Linked DNA regions of Mus musculus: region 2 is linked to region 1. Evidence: chromatin loops called from intact Hi-C (ENCODE). Cell type or tissue: left cerebral cortex. All regions are shown on one strand.

Region 1 (8,000 bases):
GCTGAAGGGCCAGAAGGGATGAAAACCACAGGCAAAGGAAGCCACTGATGAAGGATAGTGAAGAATATAGTGGGTGCATGGCAAGATCTGGGCACTGTGCTGGGCACGGGTGTCTGGGGACTGAGGTACAATGAGAATTCTAGAATGGTGATAGTGCCCTGGTCAGTGTTTGAAGTTGGCTTGACATTTTCCTTCTCCCATCCATGAGGCTGCCACTGAGACTGAGTGTATATTGACATCTCCTGGAGTCTCATGAGACAAGAAGCAATAAGTGGACTGGAGAAATCTGTACCACAGCAGGTGGGGCACGAGAAACAGGCTCTGGGCAGCAACCTCATGAGATGCTATAACTCAGACTGGGATTAGTAGCTGGTTAGCGAAAGGATAGAATACAGCTAAGGAACAGAAACAGTGAAGAGTAGGTATCCACGTTCCACTCTCACCATGATTTCAGGACTCATGGTACCAAGGTGTTAATCCGTTGCTGGGAATGTGAGTGCACAAGGATGATAGCTTTGACACAAGGGCCAGGGAGCCATTTGAAAACTGGTGACAATTGACCCATGGAATGCATAGAATTTAAAGAAGTCAGAGAAGAGGGGAGGGGTAGGCTTCGGGGCTCAAAGGCTGAGGTCATAAGGGTGAGAAGGGAGTGTGGTCAGCGTCTGAGGTGATAAGGAAGGTGCTGGTTGACTGGAAAGTGTCAGAGGAAATGAGGCCAGAATATGAATTTCATGGATGTTGGTATCGATAGAAGAAGCAAGAATGTCCAAGTAAGGGATGTGGAGAGGCCTTGAAAGGCCGTGTAGTGCCCTGGGCTGTTGAGCTGGTCTGTGCTGTCCAGCATTAGGATAAAGGTAATTTTGGACTCCTTTAGGCTGAGAGAAGAGGCACACGGAGCAGAGGCTGGAACTGTACTCGTGAGAAGGACCGGAGACTCGAGTCCTCTGTGAGCTCACTACAGAAGTCTAGGAGAAGTTCTAAGCTCTGAGAACAATCACTTCAAAATTCAAGCACCAATATTTCTTGTATGGCATGGTGGTTCTATCGGAAGAGACTGCTAGTTCAACCTCACAACAAACAATTTCATTGCACAACAATGGTGTGTTTTCAGTGTTGGGGAATACACTTTGTTGTGTGCAGAAAGAGGCTGTGTAAAGTTAGTTCTAATTGATACGGGGAGGTTGTTGGATGACAGTATCCTTGCGTAGCCTGTTTGTTTGGATGATTGTCATGAAACATCCTGCATCCTTTTAGAGAGGGTCTTTCTAATGTAAAATGTTTATGTGTTTCAAAGGAAAAATTCTAGCACGGCTTGTGTCCCAGTTATTTTTTCCTGTTGTTGTAATAAAATATACTAACAATAACAACTTAAGGATGGAAGGGGTCTATTTTGCCTCACGGTTTTTTCCTCCTCTTTGGGGAGGTGGTTAAGACAGGATCTCACTATGTTGCCTTGGCTCTCCTGAAGCTAGTGAGGACTGAAACACATAGAGTCACCTGCCTCAGCCTTCTGAGGGCTGGAATTAAAAGTGTACACAATCATGCCACCTTTGGCTTACAACCTGAGGAAAGCATCCATCCTGGTAGAGGAGGAGTTTGAGGCAAGTTGTTAGGTTGTATCTGCAATTAGATGGAAGAGAATGAACAATGATCTCACTCCAGACAGCATCCTCCTTTGAAAAATATTATAATGTAATTACAAAAATGTGTGTCTGTGTAGGGTTAAGTGCACATGAGTTAGGATACCTGTTGGGGTCAGAACGGGGAGGGCATTGGATCCCCTGGAGGTGGAGTTATAGGCAGTGGTGAGCCTCTCTACATGGATGCTAGGAACCCAACTTGCGTCCTTTGTAATACCAGCAAGGTGCTCAGCTCTTGAGTCACCTCTTGAGCCTCAGCTTCCTCTTTTTTATGCCGTCTAGGAGTCAAGCGCATGAAAGAATGCCACCCAGTCAGTTTAAACAAGATAATCCCTCACAGGCTACCCAGAGGCTAGCCTGATCTAAATAATTACCCACAGGTGTGCCTTGAAGCTTGTCTCCTAGGTGATACCAGATGCTGTCAAGTTGGCAATAACTACTAACCTTTACAGCTTTCATTAGCCAACCATGAGCTGAAGACTATGATGAGTACCACCTGTTAGAAAAACCAAAGCATCTCTGAGAACAATGTGCTGATTCCTATAAACAAATATTGAGGTTACCACAGAAGTCCTCCAGATTGGGAATCCCATGGTGAACACTGATAATTGACACTAAACTTGTAAAACATAGTAGCCCCTGTGCCCCAGTGACATTTATTTTCTAACTAACACTCTTGAAATCTCACACTAGGAGATCTCCAAGGACAAAATAAAGCTTATAATTTATGTGAATTAATTTAGCTGAGAAAACATCTTCAGCCTTTTAAAAAAATTAAATAAAATCACTTTGTTGTAATGGGCTCACAAATAACACTATGAAGACAGTTTAAGGAAGCTATGCAAATGAGAGCTTCCTCAGCCCCAAACTCCATATATCTCAACGAAATTCTATATACAGTTAGAATAGCCATCCGGAAGCCATGGAAGTTAGGGGTTTTCACTTACAGTTAATTACACTTTTATGCATCCCATCACAGAAAAGAAAGGAAAAAGAAAAGCCATGACAGAGTTGATATTAGAAAACGTAACTTTTATCCTCTTTTATGGTAGATATGTGCTTTGCTGCATCCCATCACCTCTGTCATCCAAGGTTACTATTTCTTGGTCTCTTTGCTAAATGTTGTACTTGAATGTGTACTTGTGTAGTACACATGTATGTAGATAGGCCAGTATCCATATGTCTGTCTTTACCATGAAGAAAACCAGTATTAAGAGAACTGTGATGCCTGCAAAAATGGAATTAGTCATAACTTTTGAAATAATCTACCATTTCTTCTTTAGAAAATTATTTATTTATTTAGTGTTTATCGTAGCTGCATGTACTATATCTGTGTACTACATGAATGCCTGGTGCCTGAGGAGGCCAGAAGAGGGAACTGGATCCTGACACTGGAGGTAGAGATGCTGTGAGCAGTCATGGGGATGCTGGGAATAGAACCTGGGTTCTTGGGAAGCGCAGCCAGTGCTTTGTATTGCTGAGTCATCTTCTCATGAGGTTGTGGCCTTGGACCTACGGTGCCATATTAACAGGCACTATGTGAAGCTTTATAAGACCACAGAATGGACAGCAATCTGGATAAATGGACAGACTACTGTAGTTAGGTGGAGGCAGGAGCGTTGTTCTTGGCCTTCAAAGAGAAGATGGGTCTGGGCATGTGAAGCTATTTGGGGCCTGCAATAGAGCAGTAATGAAGAAGGAAGAGTGTTGCCTTCCCCACACTAGGAGTTTAGACTGGCAAGCATGAGGCTTGCCTTTGGATGAATAGGAGGGCCAGGAGGGCTCAGGCTATAGCATAGGTTCCAGCAATGGGGCGGTGACACCTTCCCTGTCCAGTCTGTTAAATTTTAACCAAGGCCTGGCAAAGTCAGAGCTATGTGTATCAGCAATGTAGAAGAGATGGTAAGTTAAAATGGATGCTCCTTAGGGGACCACTTTCAGTGCTGTAGAAGAAATTTAAAGACACCCTGGCACCTATGGTTATTATAGAAAAAAGCCAGCAATACAGACATCCCGCCAGTTTCAGTGTGGCATGGCTGTCACAGGTCATGTGTCTGAATGTTTTGTCCTTAGTTGGTGGCACTGTTTTGGGAGGTTGTGTTACTGTTAGGGGTTGTGGTCCAGCTGGCGCAAGTAGGTCAGAGTGGGTAAATTTTAAGATTTTATAGTCTAGCCCCACTTCCTGTCCTACCCCGGTTGCCTCATCCACCCAGATGTGGCAGCTTCAGTGCCACAGCTGCAGGCCAGCTGCCTCCACCTACCTAACCTTCCCTTCCAAGATGTACCGTGTCTTCAAACCATGGGACAAAATGAACCTGATTTTATATCGTTCCTTGTCAGATATTTGGTCACATGAAAGAGAAAAGTAGCTCACATTCTCCCCAGAGAGTGCTTGGCACCTGCACAGATATGAAGATTCAGAAAAAGAGTGGAGATGACTCTGAAATTAGCGCCTGGGAACTTTCCACCACAACCTGTCAACCTCCCTGGGAAACATGTCCTCACACAGCTTGCTGCCTGGGTTTAGAAGTTGGAAGCTGTCCCTCACAGCAGTCCCAAAAAACCAGGCCATCTTAGACAGCAGATGCTACCCAGCCCATGAAGAAAAAGGGCTATTTATAAAGTGCCTCAGAACATTGGCTTCGAAGGAGATATCTTCTAACTGGGGTAACAAATCAGGAACTGGCTATGGATATTTCTTCCAGTTTGTTACAATTGTTTATTTTGGCCTGGCATTATATATATATATACCAATTGAGACATCATAGCTTCTTTTACTTTCCTGTCTCAGATTCACTTGTTTGTTTTTAATTTTTATCAGGAGTTGTAAATATAGCAATTGCTAAAGAGTAACATTCTGAGAAAATGTCCATTCCAATACAGAGATGCAGTCGGAAAGCAGGCCGCTGTGCACGGCTTTTATACACTGTGCATCTGATCTCCTCCCACAAGGATAAGTGGTTTACATTTAGTATGATTTGATATGATGTGCTAATGTATTCCTCCTCTGGAGCTTCGGTTTGGAATTGAGAGAATATGGATATACTTTGACTTTATGAATTTCTTGTTTTGGTGTTGTGTTGTGTGTGTGTGTGTGTGTGTGTGTGTGTGTCTAGCCTATAGCCTGTACCCCCACTCTGTAGCTTGGGTTGATTTTATTCTGTCCTGACTTCTCCTGCTTCATTCTGGTGAATGTGGAGGTTGTAGGCTGAGCCATCATGCTCGGCCCGTCATGTCATGAGATCTTCATCAAGTCATGGTTTCAATATTGTGAATTCATCTCAAAAAAAAAAGTGGTGGTTAACATTCAGGTTTCTCAGTATTTAATAAATAGCAAAATGAATTTCTGAAAATCATCTGTTTATTGATAATCGTGCGAGCATATGTAAGGCATTTTGGTCATATACCCCTGTCTTCCTCTTGGAAAAGGGACTTTATATCTAAAGCCCTTTCTTGATATTTTGATGTGTTACACACAACTGTTAGACAGTGCAGAGAACATTATCGTTTGGCAGAGAGACTGTTGAAATGTATTTTGATCTGGGATGCCATGAACGAGGGTGAGTGATCCGCTGAGGTGGCACTCCAAGGTGTTCAGGAAACATTTTACAGCCTGGAATTGAAATGCCCTTTCTATATATATATTTTTCTGAGCCTGGCAGGAACTCACTTGCCTTCTCAGGAGTTAGGATGGAATTGCTGCTTGGTCCTCACAAGTTTTCTTATATTTCCAAATCAGAAACTTCACACTGCCCTTCTGCCTGGACTGGGTACTTCTGGTACATCCTTTCGATTCATCCCGAGGAAGCAGAGTCCCATGGAGAGATATTAACGGCTGTAGTTTTGCCTCCACTTAGCTGGGGCTTCCCCAGCAATGGAGGAGTGTGTGGTGCACTGGCACAAGCTGGGATTAATTTAGGATCAAAGTTGTCCCTCCATCTGTCTATTTACAGTGATGCAGTATGGCTTGATAGCACTTTTTCTGGTTACCGATTTGGTTCACCGTCTACCTTGGTTTTGGAGTACTCAGGTTTGAGGGACAGTGAGACCCTTCCTAGGACTAATGCTGGAAGCACGCTGACTGACCTCCTGGCTTCCCTCCGCATGGCCTTCATCGGGCAGGCATATTTGAGGAACGGCTATGCAGATCTGAGGGCAGCATCTGCTCCACAGACCTTAAACGACGTCCCTCCTGCCTGCCAGAATAAGGAACGCCACGTTACTCACTTTCTCACATCAATTTCTAAAACTGGTTCCTGAGCTCCTTAAAGATTTGAAGCCCCTTCCCATGATGGATCTTTCCTTTCCTTTCTGAAATATGCTTTCCTGAAAGATGGCTGATGTCTTTGTTATTTCTCTTATTGTTAAGCAGCGTTTTAGCTGCTAATATATTTTCTTGAGGCAAGCGATTGCCAAGCAACTGAAAGCATAAAGGGAAATTTGTACTATGTAAATGAGGGACTTAATGCATTAATTAGATGGATTGGAACATTGTATTTCCATGTGTTTCATGCCTTAATTCTCAAGCTGAGGGTTGGAGCTGCTGAGAGGGAAGGGGAGGCTGTGATGGAGTTCCAAGTGGATTTTGGAAAACACAGCGCTGGGGTTTTTGAAAAGCTGTGTGGTCATGGTGGGAGCCAAATGAAGTAGGAAAGAGTGATGGGCTCTTTCTCAACACGTTGTTATGTTGTAATGAGGCCATGTCAGAGAGTTCTGAAGGGCTGCTTCTTATACTGGTCTCTAATAAATGAAAACTGTGTTTATTTTCCCTTTCTGCAGTGGTGGGATGAACCAACACCCTTTCCTCATCTCTGTCAGAGGGAAGCCCAGAATCAAAAGAATTTAATCAGAGCTGGCATCCTGATGCTGGCACAATTCATTCTGGGTAGCAAAGACAGCAACCAGTGACAGCTCCCCGCGTCTTTTGTCCCTCAGCCAAGCTTCCTCTAGGGCAGGAAAGGGCCACTGCTCCTTGGTCTATTACTGGTAGAGGAAGCTGAGCAGGGGGAAAGTTTTCCTAAGTGGCAAAGCCAAACTCACATTAATAAGAGATGAGTTTTCCTTGATGTTCACCCCCTTCCACTCATCCACTCACTGTTTACTCAAAAGCGTATTGAATACTTCTATAGTTATGTGTTGTGTACAAAGCGTAAAACTGAAAGCACACACAGTCCTATTCTTGTAAATCTTATTCTAACTCCAAGTGTGAAATGCTGAGGCTGCTTCCAGAAAGGGCCTGTGGTTCTAAGAAGACATGAACAAGGGAATGTAGCAGGGGTCATAGGGAACCCCTGAGAAAATGAAAAATGAAAAATATGCAAGGAAGAGTTAAAGTACCATGTAACCGCCACAGGGAAGAGAGGAACATGTTTTAACTTGTGTTTATGACAAGGATTAATACGATGCTCTCCAAAAGCCTACATGGATACCAGTGGTGTTGGAACCAAGAACATGAGACAGGAGGAAGGGACAAAACCTCCAGTTCCTAGACTTGTCCTCCCTTCCGTGTAGCCCCTGCTGAGAAAGCCATCCTTGCTTCATCCCAGAAACTAGACCTGTGCTGTTTCTATCCATCTCCTACATGAGGCCCATCATTGTCCAGTTGATCAATTCAGACTTGTAGTTTTAAGTCAAGATCTCTAGATCCCAAGTCTCTACTGATTTCCTGGACCTCTTGCTTTAGCTCTGTCATTGTAAGGTGGACCAGTCATCTCATTCCAGACTCACCAGGTCTTTCCATTTCCTTTCACATGGAAGGTCTCCATGCAGTATGGTAGAGGATGGCTACCCTTCCTGTACTGGCTAGTTTTGTGTCAACTTGACACAGCTGGGGTTATCACAGAGAAAGGAGCTTCAGTTGAGGAAATGCCTCTATGAGATCCAACTCTAAGGCATTTTCTCAATTAGTGATCAAGGGGGAAAGGCCCCTTGTGGGTGGGACCATCTCTGGGCTGGTAGTCTTGGGTTCTATAAGAGAGCAGGCTGAGCAAGCCAGGAGAGGCAAGCCAGTAAAGAACATCCCTCCATGGCCTCTGCATCAGCTCCTGCTTCCTAACCTGCTTGAGTTCCAGTGCTGACTTCCTTGGTGATGAACAGCAGCATGGAAGTGTAAGCCGAATAAACCCTTTCCTCCCCAACTTGTTTCTTGGTCATGCTGTTTGTGCAGGAATAGAAACCCTAAGACACTTCCTTTCTGAGAGTTGTTCATGTCAGTGGTCCCTCACACCCCTTCCCAGTTAGCTTGTGCTATTGTCAGCTGTGTGTCTGTTCTTTCCACAGACAGGAAAATCCTTGCCTCGTGGCAGTGTGTGACAAGTGAGTGTTTTTCAAAGTTTTATGTTCTTTGTAAAATGGAAC
Region 2 (8,000 bases), 120 kb before region 1:
GTACTGTGCCTTCAGTTCCTCTCTGTGTGTGGAGGTGCAGACATTCTGTGAGGTTGTTTCATGACCTATTTGTCTCATCTCCCCCAGGGCTGAGGCTCTGCAGTCTTGGACCCCCATGGTGTCATCTGTGCCTTTCTGGCTACTGCCTCCTGTGAGAGGCCCAGGAAGACTGATTTTGGTGCTATTGCTGACAGTCTGATCTTGGAGACTTGAACACAGCAGAGCAGTGTGAAATGTATAGCGTGAGGAGGCCTGTCTTACTGTGTCAGGTTCCTGGGCTTTGTTTACAATACAGTATTCCATGGCAATTCCTCCCTTCCTCTCCTTCCTCCTCCTCTCTCTTCTCTCATTCTGTCCTTTCTGCCTTTCCTCCCTCCCTCCTGTCCTTCTTCCTCCTCCTTTTCCTATCCCCTCACTTCCTCTTCTGCCTCTACTTCCCTACATCTTCCTTCCTCTCCTCTATCAAATGGCTTGAGACAATTCCTTACAGGCTCTGTACTCCTGAACATCCCTGTACCCTTCCTCTGCACCCATCTGCATAATTTCACAGTCAATTCCAGGAAGGATAAAAACATTGGAAACTCATCAGTTTGGTCTTTAAAGGAGAGAAATCACATGTGGATTTTGTTTTATCAATTAAATAGTGCCTTTATCTCACTTTGCCTGGTGTGTATAATGTCTTATGTCTTTAGTATTTGTCTGAGACACTTGTCTTGAAATTTGAAAATGTTCAACTGTTCAGCCCTTCTTCAAAGTACACAACACTTTAGCTGTCAGTAGCAATGTGTGCTGTAATGCCTTTAGCTATAGGAGTAGCAGCCACTTTGTGGCCTCTTGTATCATAGCCTTCCATTGAGACAGTGACTCTGTTTCTATGCAGAGGGGTAGAGCCTTCTTGCTTGGTCAACAGAACAGAAACAGAAAATGTCCTAGGGGACACTTACGGAGTCCCTCATTGCTAATTCTTGCATTAATCAGACCAGAACAACTAACAGCAATTTGGGCATGGGTCTACTTATCAAAGAGAGATCTAATCAGAATTCAAGATCTATCTGTTGCCTCTAGGTTGAGACATTCAGAGATTTGTTCTAATAAGATGGGGGTGAGGGGTTGTATGCTCTCTTCTCAGGTATCTTGTTAAGTATGGCCCTGTGGACTTAGATGTGTGTCTTTAATGAGACCCTGCAAATATCTTCTAGAAAATTCTAATTCTTGGCAGATTGAAGTCCATTCATAAGGACTCATCCTAACGGCCCTAAGAGACACCCGTGAGTCACGTTCCTTTCTCACTGTTGCTTGTCCAAGAGGTGAGTTGAACTCTTAAAAGAGCTATGAGGGATGTTTGTTTGTTTGTTTATCTTCATTGATTTATTTATCCACTCTACATCCCAATCACAGTTCCCCCTTTCCTCCCAGTCTCCCTTTACACTGCCCTTCCCTTGATCCACTTCTCTGAGAATCTCCCCCTGCTCCAGGTACCAACCTACCTTTCAACATCAAGTCACTGCAGGACCAGACTTACCTTCTTCCACTGAGGCCGGACAAAGCTCCCAGTTATGGAGCAGGATCCACATGCGGGCAATAGAATCAGGGTAAGCCCCTGCTCCAGTTGTTGGGGGACCTGCATGAAGATCAAGTTGCACATCTGCTACATATGTGTGCCCAGGTCCAGCCCATGCTTGCTCTTTGGTTCGTCATTCAGTCTCTGGGAGCTCCCAAGGGTCCAGGTTAGTTGACTCTGTTGGTCTTCTTGTGGGGTCCCTGTCCCCTCCGGGTCCCTCAATCCTTCTCTCAATTCATCCACAGGACTTCCTGAGTACTGTTTAATGTTTGGCTGTGTGTCTCTGCATCTGTTTCGATAAGCTGCTGGGTAGAGCCTCTGTGAGCGCTGTTTTTAGCCCCTTCCAAGAACTCAAGAGAGAAATAGAATGTGTTGTTTGCATGGGGTGAATCTACCTAATTGTCCTTCTTTAGCCAGAGGAACAGGGAAAATGTGGAGCAAAGATGCAAAACAAGTTTCAATTCTCCCAAAATGAAACTTGTTTCTTCCTCTGACATGAGAGAGGTACTTTCTCCAATTAAAGACACTGTACCTCTGATGCCCTGAAATGTGGTATCTGCTTGTTTAGTTGGGAAAAATGATCTGTTTAGACAACAGTTGTGAGGATGTAGGTGTGACCCATGAGGCTGCAAGAGAGGTCTGAGCTTGCCCCGTTCGCTAGACACTTGTCATTTGAAGCAGCAGAAGATCATAGTACTGGCAAAGGCACACTGAGAAGTGATGAGGGAACACACTGTGAGAGCTAAGGGCTAAAGTGTAATGACAGCAGGGTCCCAACAGATTCCTTTGTCTGTGTATTCGTATTTGTATATATAAGTATATATGTGTGCGTGCATGTGCGTGCGTGTGTACGTGTGTGTGTGTGTGTGTGTGTGTGTGTATGGCAAATGTCTTCTAGAAAATCTTATTCTTGGCAGAATGAAGTCCATATGTATGTTTTATTTATTTATTTATTTATTTATTTATTTATTTATTTAATGTGCATGTATGTCTATGTGAGTATGTCAGATCCTGGAATTACAGACAGTTGTGAGCTGCCATGTGGGTGCTAGGAATTGAACCTGAGTCCTCTGGAAGAACAGTCAGTTCTCTTAACAGGACAGTCTCCTGCCCCAGTCCCCATCCCTTCTGGGTACACTAGGAATAAGGACGAAGCATCATTGATACACAAAAAATGTGAAACTTCATGCAGTAAATGTATTTGGAGGAGGGTTAGAAAGAGCTCCTCACTGGCAAGAGCTGGCTGGCCTATCAGAACATTTCCAGTTCTCATAGAGTTACTGACTCTGTTTTCTAAACTGGGATTTGTGCTTTTGCTGAAGGAAAATAATGAATGAGATCACTTATAATCCCAAGTCTTACACATTACAGCGAGCAAATTCATGTATAGCTTAAGGAACATTGTCTTACCTTGCTCACGGGGGTCAGTTTACGATACCGTAGAGTCTGAATGAGGTGAAAATGAGAAATTTCTACCTTTATTGCTTCTCCCTTTATTTGGAGAATGTTATCGTTTCTCGTTCAGAGGGGTCAGTTTATAATACCTTGAAGTCTGAATTAGGTGAAAGTCTGTCTGATCCTAAAGTGCAAGTCAACACGAGGGAGGAGAGTAATCTGTATAAAGCACTGTGATAATCCTGCAGAGCAGCATCTTCCATGTTTGATGCCAACCAGCTGCCCATGGCCTTCAGTGGCTCGGGCTGGCTTACAGGGGAAAGAATTGGCCTTAGGGTCCGTAAATGCTCTTGTATTTTGTCTTTGATTACTTAGCTTGATTTTCATTGGAAACGTTTCTATGTGTCCCTCTCTCTTAATGCAAAAATACATGGACATGAATACCCTAGAAATAAATTATTTGACCTTTGGCCATTACTATTTTTCATGGGCACTCACAGAGCCAGATAACACAGCTGACTGGGATTTGTCTCCCGTCTGTGCTGTAGGATTTCAGGCAACTCTCAGATTCCCCTTCTAATGCTTACTGTTAATGAACGCTCCCGTGCACCTGGTTTTATGGCTGGTAAGAAATCATTTCTCTCAAGGGTCCAATTTCTGTAAACCTCTTTTGCACTAGTCAGAAGATGGCATATAGACAAAACTCAAGTTACTCCAAATATTTGGTCTAGAATTTGCTTTTGAAATCCAGTAGATATTAGAAGTAAGAATACAAATTCCCCAGGGTGCAATATGGTGCTATGAAACCTGCGAGTGTTTTGAAAAGATTTAATTCAGATAAAAATTCTCAAAATTTAAATTCATATCATAGAACTAGCTCCGAAAGGCTAAATAAGTGGCCAAATAATTTCTTGTTTGTCTGAAAAAATATTATACTTTGAAAAAGTGACTATAAAGTTGTTGTTGGTGAATATTAATTGTACAGAGCAATGGGTTCCATTGTGACGTTTTCATGCTTGTATGTAGCAGACTTTGACCTTGAATTCTGTCCCTCTCTTCCCTGTCTGCTCTATCCCTTTTTACACTCTATTACTCCCTTTAAAAGGAAGGTTTTTTCTTTTTTCTTTTCTTCTCCAGACAGGGTCTTTCTATGCATCTTGAGCTGGCCTCAAGCCCACAGTCTTTTTGCTTTCCCAGGTTTGGGTTTTACAGTCATGTGACACAATGGCTGGGTGTGTGTCTCCCAACTCTGCCTCAAATGGTCGTGAAGTTCTCCTGATTTTTGTATGCCTGAGACATTATGGTAGAGGCAGAATAATTGCATACATTGAAAAAACTGGGTCACACCAGCCCGTGTGCTGGCGGGTAAGACACACTCAGTGCCCAGCTATCCCAAAGTGGCAATGCCAGCTCAGCAGCTGTGCATGGGCTCAGTGCTGCTGTGCACAGTACATGCCAACTTTCCCTTTTTCTACTAGCAACTACTGACTGTGCAAAACAGTGGGTCTCTCTTCTTCTTGTCCTTACGTTCCTTGCCCTTCTTCCTAATTCTTCTTTTGCCATCCTGGGGATTGAGCCTAAGGACCTACACATGCTAGGCACGCTCTCCCTATGCCTCCAGTAGTATTTTCACTTTTAATTTTGAAACAGAGGTCTCACCACGTTTCCTGTGCAAGGCTTGAACTAATTCTATAACCCAGGCAAACCTTGAACTTGCAGTCCTGTAGCCTCACTGCCCTTGTAGCTGGGATGACAGGCTGTGCCCAGCATGGCTGGAAGCAGAGTTCGTGATAACATTTTCAGATGTCTTTCCGTGAATGTTGGTCCTGCTTGGCCTCTAGCTCCTACTCTCCCTTCTACTCACGCTCCCCAAAGTCCTCATTCCACTCTGTGCTTTAAGTCTAGATCCTGGATGTGCGGGTGATCGTGAATTTGCCAACAAGTGTGCTCTTACAGAGAGGTTAAGAGTGTTGATCTCCTTGATTTGGAGCAGAGGCTGGAGAGAGGACTCTGGCTCACCATAGAGCTCCTTTGCTCGCTTGGTAAAGTGCTTGCAGCTCCAGTATGAGGGAGGGAGTTAGACCCCAGGAACCCATGCATAGAGCCAGGAGAGGCTGTAACCTCAGTTCTGAGGCATTGGAGGTAGATGTCTGGGGTGTGCTGCCTAGCCAGCTGGACTGCTTGGCCGACACCCAGGTCTTTGACAGATCCTGTCTCAAAAAGAAAGATGGACAGTACCTGAGGAGTGGTACCCAATATTGACCTGTAACTTCACACACACACACACACACACACACACAGATACCTTCATACAAATACAGATCACACACAGAGAGACACCATCTCACACACACATACACACACACACACACACACACACAGATACCTTCATACAAATACAGATCACACACAGAGAGACACCATCTCACACACACACACACACACACACACACACACACACACACATACACACAGATACCTTCATTCATATACACACACAGATCACACACAGAGACATCTTCACCAACATACACACACATATATATATACACACACAGATACCTCCACATATACATGCACACACAGACCACATAAACACATGCATGCACAACACTTTCACACATATACACATGCGCGCACACACACACCTTCATACACATAAACACACACAGATCACACACAGAGAGACACCATCGCGCACACACACACACACACACACACACACACACACACACACACAGAGACACCTCCACATACACATGTACATGCACACCCAGATCACATAAACATATGGATGAACGACATCTTCACACACGTATGCACATGCACACACACACACACACACACACACACACACACACACACACACACACAGATGCTTGCTTCTCTGCACGCAAAGCTTGACCAAGAGGAAGGAAGAGGTGAGAGCTCTGGAGCCTCCATTTCCCAGAAACCAGGGGTTTGCATTTTAAAAGGCAGTTTTGTGGTCTTGGTTCAAATTAATACCCCATAGGTAGGACTTTACATTTAGTTTATTTTTGGTTAAATATTACTTTTGAGTTTCAAATACAGAAAATTTCATGAGAAAAGCTTGTAAAAACCCTTGGGCCATGCTGTTCAGGGGGAATAAGAAACATATGGGTTCAAATTTCTCTATAAACACAAGGGTCTGGGTGTTCCTGAGGACAATTTGGGGTTTTGCTGACCCCAAACTCAAGCTTTGTGGCTTTTGGAAGGAGTTTCAGGTGTGGCAGAATGTTCTCTGCCAAGCTGGGCTCCCCCATCCCTCATGGAGTCCATCATTAGAAAGGTCTGCTTGACATTTCTGCGTTTGGAGAAAAGCGTGGTGTGAATATATTTTTCACACTGCAAGCAGTCTTGTTGTCCACCACAAAAATTTGAGTTTAACCCATGTTGAGTCATTTCTTGCCAGTGATGAACTGTGTGGTACCACACCGAGCCATTGCTGTTCAGAGCTCCTCTGTTGATGGAATGACAGATGCAGTTTGCTTCCTTGGCTTTAGTTTCCTATCCTGTCATGTAAGAAATGAGCTGAGTCTGACTAGAGTCAGAGCATCCAAAGATAGGTGAGAATCAGGCCTCCTATTTAAAATGCTTGTTTTTTAGATTTTGCTATCAAATTGGAAAACAGGAAGTAAACTATAGCCATGGATAAAATTGAGGCTGTGCAGTCACGTGATGTTGTTTTCCATGTTAGTGATTTAAAGATTCATCAAGTCTGTGGTCCCTCTAGCTGCTGAAGCATGGAAGGTTCTAGAACTCAGGAATGATATTGCTGCTTTCTGTGTACTTAATTGAGCAGGGCCATAGCTCATATCAATAGCCACATTCCACCTTCTTCTGCCTTGTGAATGCCTGTCTGATGTGGTGGGTCCCTTAGAACTGCTGAGAGCTCCTTAAAAAAAAAAAAAACAACATTTATTTATTTTATGTATATGAGTATACTGTTGCTGTTTTCAGACACACCAGAAGATGGCATCAGATCCCACTACAGAGGGTTGTGAGCCACCATGTGGTTGCTGGGAATTGAACTCAGGACCTCTGGAAGAGCAGTCTGAGCCATCTCTCCTGCCCCCGCTGAGAACTCTTGGGTGCTGCCCTTCCCCTTGTCTTCCAGAGGTTAGATTCCCATTGTTTTATAAATTAAAACTAATTATAAAAAACCAAAACTAATTAGTAAGCTCAATTTCCAGTTTAAACTCTTACATGTACTAGTATGGCCAACCTGCCTCGTAGTCAACAGTCTTGACGTTCTTTGATATGGTAGCAGAGAAGAAACCCCTACATCAAGGCTCATTCAGGATTTCAAACAAGCTGGCAGATGAGACTCACTGAATTCTGGGTGAGTTTTAACTGGAGGCTTTTTGAGGAGTGGCAATCTCCAGTAATTTAGAAAGAAGTGAGGGGCATTCCCGAGAATGAGTACTTGAGGAGAGAAGCGTGCTTTGCTCTTCGAACTTGTTTTGGAAAATATTTTCCTAGTGTATTTGATACTTAGTAATGGGGGCTCTTATTTATCAGCCTCAGGTCACTGTTGCGATTGTGGAGAAAACAGAAAATGTATTAAAATATTCAGTTACCTCATTAGCCTGGAGACATACATACATATCAACGTCCCAGGTTTTGCAGGGGCTTAGAAGAGGCCAAGTTTTGGCTTGGGCCTGTTTGCCCTAACACTTGCTTCCAGATTAATATAGGGAACGATGATCAGAAATTCAAGCTCTCACCTCTTCCTCCCTCTTTTTTCCTCTTCTTCCTCCCTTCTTCCCTTCAATCCTCCATCCCTCTTTTTCTCCCTCTCTCCTTCCCTCCCTTCCTCTTTTCCTCTGTCTCTCTCTCCCTCCCCTCCCTCCTTTTCTCCTTCCCTTTCTCCCTTCTTTCTTTTCAGAAATAGGGATGAAACCCAGGACTTTGTGTACTCTATGTAAGTGCCTTACCACTGAGCCACACCCCCAACCCCAGTCTGACTTTTCTTTGTGTTCTGAGCTAAAGACCTTCTGCCTGTTTTCTGGAGAGTGTGGCT

What was found. Hi-C counts contacts between places; a loop is a spot of excess contacts. Peaks named below come from ENCODE experiments on the same cell type or tissue, not always from the same donor. Only the 100,000 strongest peaks of a DNase experiment are listed, where the experiment ranks them.
Region 2: a loop joins it to region 1, with 6 times the contacts of the local background. A loop is called at or near these places in 1 of 42 quality-filtered maps.

What each region holds. Positions count from the first base shown.
Region 1 is chr8:8,229,976-8,237,975 of GRCm38, reverse strand. No RefSeq gene overlaps it. Among named protein-coding and RNA genes, the nearest start is that of Gm31401, 150 kb to the right of the region's middle. In left cerebral cortex, no CTCF peak of the experiment used is centred here; DNase peaks (open chromatin) are centred at 5,602, 5,765, 6,265, 6,495 and 3 more places; H3K27ac peaks cover 2,990 bases.
Region 2 is chr8:8,351,517-8,359,516 of GRCm38, reverse strand. No RefSeq gene overlaps it. Among named protein-coding and RNA genes, the nearest start is that of Gm31135, 130 kb to the left of the region's middle. In left cerebral cortex, no CTCF peak of the experiment used is centred here; a DNase peak (open chromatin) is centred at 4,345.